Regions from separate parts of the Homo sapiens genome. Here region 2 is linked to region 1. Evidence: read pairs that join two places in POLR2A ChIA-PET (ENCODE). Cell type or tissue: GM12878. All regions are shown on one strand.

Evidence for each region. ChIA-PET counts read pairs that join two places held together with the same protein. Peaks named below come from ENCODE experiments on the same cell type or tissue, not always from the same donor. Only the 100,000 strongest peaks of a DNase experiment are listed, where the experiment ranks them.
Region 2: POLR2A ChIA-PET joins it to region 1 with 16 read pairs; 8 of 35 experiments call an interaction of 5 or more read pairs at or near these places.

Annotation. Positions count from the first base shown.
Region 1 is chr2:213,146,693-213,149,192 of GRCh38, forward strand. It overlaps IKZF2 (IKAROS family zinc finger 2), which reads right to left. Exons shown (of 9, transcript NM_001387220.1): 3 at 1,904-1,952; 4 at 1,016-1,120. The coding sequence starts at 1,937. Among named protein-coding and RNA genes, the nearest start is that of IKZF2, 3.7 kb to the right of the region's middle. RefSeq lists an enhancer at 794-843. In GM12878, no CTCF peak of the experiment used is centred here; a DNase peak (open chromatin) is centred at 1,075; H3K4me3 peaks cover 2,183 bases; H3K27ac peaks cover 1,842 bases.
Region 2 is chr2:213,036,740-213,039,239 of GRCh38, forward strand. The region is part of intron 6 of IKZF2 (IKAROS family zinc finger 2); the gene reads right to left. Among named protein-coding and RNA genes, the nearest start is that of MIR4776-2, 110 kb to the left of the region's middle. RefSeq lists an enhancer at 1,144-1,413. In GM12878, no CTCF peak of the experiment used is centred here; a DNase peak (open chromatin) is centred at 1,052; H3K4me3 peaks cover 1,120 bases; H3K27ac peaks cover 2,022 bases.

The DNA of each region.
Region 1 (2,500 bases):
CAGAATACATTTACAAATATGCTCATAATTAAGTACATGATTCACTTTTCTTAGTTATTAAATCTTCGGGGGGGGGGAAGGAAAGAGAATGCCTTTCCTTCACATATTGCCAAAACAGAAAACTTGTAAATTTAATTATATTTACATGTAAGTCCAATGTCCTTTCTATAACATGTAAGAATAAAATATAAATCTAAAGTATAAAGAAAACAAGATTTCAAATTACTTTTGAGTAAGAGTAATAAAGCACTTGCACTTGATAACTAAACTGATAAAATATTATAATTAAGAAAAAAGCAACCATATTCTTAATAAAGTATTTTGTCTTCTGTCACTGACAGCATGTAAGTTGCATCTTATTACATAAAAACAATGTATATTACATCAGTAAATGACCCTTTATCAAAAACAGTAGCCAAAACTGTCTTTTCCTACAAATTCAAAACATCTTTCCAAATTTTATCAGTTCTTCTCTGGACAAAAGCCTTTCAACTTTGCTACAGAAATGGATATAAATGAGTTCTATAAATTTTCAATTACACTTCACTTCCAATGCTTTGGAGAAGAAACTTTCACATTTTTTAAAAGCAAGTAACACTGTAATTTTATCACTGACGGTTTAGCTTTCTACCAAGGCAACATAAAATTATTTCATTTTTTAACTGTGAAGAGTCCTTTGGAAGTGACGTTTCCACATTTTTTACCCAACAACAACAAAAAATCCAGTCATAAACCTGGCAAGTCAAAACAACAACCAGCAAATTCTAACCTTTCTTACCTGATACAGGTAAGCACCAGCTCCCAAATGCCACCTTGGGATAGTTCAGACTAGTAAGCAGGCTCATGTTTTATAATACTAGAATGAACAGGAATAAATCTGTGTTGTTCTTTCTTTAGCAAAATCTATAACAGTAGCTATACCACAATGTGAGAGGACCCCACAGACCTAACAAATTAAAGTCTGTTGCTGGAGAGACACACACACACAAAAAAAAATCATAAAATGAAGACTTACTGCTTGTCATGTGACTTGGTGAGGCATGCTGTCCATTGGGTGTGCTTGAGGTGAGGTCAATTGCCATATTGGAGTGCTCCCTTTCGGGTGAAAGCTCATTGTCACCTGCTTTCACAAAATATAATCTTTTGGTTTCTATTCATTGTCACATAAGATGTAATTACTAACTTTGCTTTATACACGCAATGGCATGCATAGCCTTCAAACTGTAAGGTAATACATTTTTCCCTTAGAAACTATAAGGAAATATCATTTAGAAATATACAGTTGAATGAAATGATGAGAAGCCATAATCAACCCACAATAAAAAAAATTAACAAAACTTTATTATCTCAATACATAAGTTGTTGATTTCTAAAGTATCTTTCAGTTGAAAGAAATAACTTTTCTTTTAACATCTAATTTAATTGTTAAGCACACAGAATTTATAATGAGCATTTTCCAAAATGCTGGCTATCAGAGAGAGGATGGAAAAGACAGGTAGCTAAAGAAATGTCAAGTTAGGAAAGCTAATTCTCTTTCACATAATATGTCTGAAAAATTAGGTTACAGAGAAGTAAATATTTAGTACACACCATATTAATAGACATATATGAAACCTGGCCTATTCTCAACTTACAACAAAGTAAATTATAAAAAGTAGGAAAGTGTTGAACTGCTAGCTACTATTGATTTAAGTACACTACTTAACTTAGTATGTTTCTATATTTCCTTCTTATTTCACTTCAGTGCTGTCATTTTCTCAAACTCATTCAAAGGTGAAATTGTGAACAGAGAGAAAAAAGAGTACAGAATTCTCAATAAAGTTTCATAATCCAGGAATTAAAACACAGGTAATACAAAGGCAACTTTATTACCAATAACAAATCAATGAAAACTAATACTTACACGTTATATAGCCATCAATAGCCTCTGTTTCCATAGTCAAAGTGCAATGCTGCAAAACAAAAGATTATACCCTTAATACAATGATTCCTTTCAGTATCTGCCATTAAATTCTTAACTTATTTGAAGCTCCAAGCAGTTAGTCCATGTTGCTGCTGCCACCTGTGCCCAGAAACATACACAGTGTACTGTATGTGCTCATTTGCAAGTCACTGAACTCTTTCTGCAAATGATCTGATTCCTGCTGGAGATAGGATAGGAAAGATAAGTGTGCTGTGAGATGGGCTAGAGCAAAAAGGGAATGACTCTCTTAATCAAAATTTATTGGGTTTAAGAAAAAATAGGGGGTATAGCTCAAATGTGTCAGCTTTAACTGGGATTTAAGTGTTTTACCATTCACTACTTCCCACAATCACACTGCAGTTTGAGGACTTCCCCAGTATACAGATAGCTCTATTCACAATTGTTGCAAGTTGGTTCATCATGTTCTAATAGGGAGGGGGAGGACAAACAAACATAAGAAAACAAAACAAAACAAAAAACTTAGTGCCCAACGGTGTCTTGAAGATTTCTACAGCAGTTGGCCAACTCCCTGACTTG
Region 2 (2,500 bases), 110 kb before region 1:
CATGCTTATGATGAATGATACTTGGTTTTTATCTTTCTTATTTGTCTGATTTTCTACCATTTGAGAGTTTTCTTACAGTATTTGGCAAGATAGTATAGGCTGTGGATGAACAGGTTTCTTTGACTCACATACACAGATCAAGTAGGAAAAATTGAAAGAAATGGTAAAGGTTAGGTTAGAAAAAAACATCCAAACAAAACACACCACACACACACACACACAAGTCCCAGTGTGTCATGCCCTTCTGGATACTAGGTGAGTAATAAAGTTTGCGTGCAGCCTCTCCACTTCTGTTGTGGAGTTCCAAACATGCCAGGCCTGCAGACTCATGGTGTGGAAGGGAAAATGTGAAATGGCCAAAGTTAAGACTGTCCACACTAAATCCATGCAGGGTACAAAACTGTGGTAGCAAGCTTTGGAATGAGGACAGTGTAGATTATTCAGAACAATGAGAAAGCAGCTAAGAATCTTGTCCATTTCTTTAGAACTCCTGATAATAAAGGAGGAAGGAAAGCTTCCTACAATAAATTGATCTTCTAAATGACTTGCACCAAAGTGAAAAGAGCTGCATAGAATTATAAAAGAAAGGCTTATTAATTCCTTCTAGAAATAGGGTCTGAAAGAAGCATGACTACTACAATTCATAAAAGATGTGATTGTATATGCTATTAAAAGTTTTACTTTCTTTTATTAGAAACAATAACGAAGAGTAGATACATAATGGTTATTGGTCTGGGGTAGGGGGAAAGAGGCGTTCTACCTGGTGGAAATCAAATGGGCTGTCTTACAGCCGGCCTGACTGAAAGTGGCTTTTACCTTCTAGGTAAATTTCAATGAGTAGGACCTCAAGTGTGTGTTTTAAGAGTCAAGAATGAAAATATTAATCCCATCTCCTTTCTTCAGTGTTTATTGCAAAGCATACAGTGAGGCACCAAAGGCATCAGTATCAGAATTTGATGGATGAAATCAGCACAGCACAGTTATGCAAATCATGTGTGCAACTGACACTGCTTGTGTAATTATCAGTATAATCCACCTCTATCAGCCACCTCCAGGAAGGAAAGGAGGGGCTAAGGGTAGGGAAAGTTCACACTTGGGAGATCACCCAGAAAGTGGGCCAGGTGCCAGGTCTACAATCAGTTTAAAATAGTTCCTTCTCATGAGAAGCCTGCAAGACAAATTATACTACATTTAATGCACCATCACTATTATGAATGAGCTGCACTGGATTCAATTTCTAAACCAGCATAATTTAATTCAATGTTTCTATCCTTAAAAAAAAAAAAAAAGTCATGGTGGTCTGTTTTGTTTTGTTTTCTTTTCTTTTCTTTTCTTTTTTGAGACAGAGTCTCACTCTGTCACCCAGGCTGGAGTGCAGTGGCAGGATCTCTGTTCACTACAAGCTCCGCCTCCCAGATGCACGCCGTTCTCCTGCCTCAGCCTCCCGTAGCTGGAACTACAGGGGCCTGCCACCACGCCCAGCTAATTTTTTTGTATTTTGAGTAGAGACGGGGTTTCACCGTGTTAGCCAGGATGGTCTCGATCTCCTGGCCTCGTGATCTGCCCGTCTCGGCCTCCCAAAGTGCTGAGACTACAGGCGTGAGCCACCGTGTCCAGCTGGTCTGGTTTTAAAATAATGTAAATAGGAAAACAACCGATTATCATAATCTTCTGGCCAAGTACCTAATTTTCAGAAATTTTTGTCCTCAATCATTCCACAAAACTATCACTACTATTAATATCCAAAGGTGTATAACTTGCAGCTATCCCATCTTATACAAAACATTTTGCATGATACATACACTGAAGAAGTTATTTATGTACTTTTTTTCTGGAAGTCATTACAAAAAAAAAAAGTGAAGTAATATGGAAGCAAATGGATGAAGGATTGAGGGAAAAAGAATTATAAGAAAGACAAGAAAGAGCAGACCACAACACTCAAAAGAAGAAGGGAAGATAATTTAAATAAAACAAAATAGAAACTGGTGTATTATAAAAGAGAGTAAGTGATGACAAATGCTACAGTACATTAGAAAATACTTTAGCTTATGAAATCACTGATCAGTTGTCAATTTAAAGAAACGATGTGATTGTGATAATAAATTCCTTAGTAAGAGACAACAATGCGTTTGAGGGTACACTACTCTCATGACAAATTAAGAGACTATTTCTATGAGATTTAAAACTAGAGCAACTAACATTATGTTGTTTCTTTAAACAATATGGTCAAAGATGAGCTCCATCTTGATCCAAGCCACATGGTAATTTTTTTTTTTTATTTTTAAGAAATTTGAAGATATGAAGAAGACCATCTTGTCTTACCAGTTTCTCTGAGGGCATGTAGCATATACCTTAAAAATGCATGTTAGTTTGAAATTCTATTAAAGATAAATGTGGAAATATATTTAAACATAGGATGAGTCATAATACTTTACAGGAATTTTCTCATAATAGGTGAAGGCATAACTGAACAAAATATAAACTAGGCTATTTAATTGGG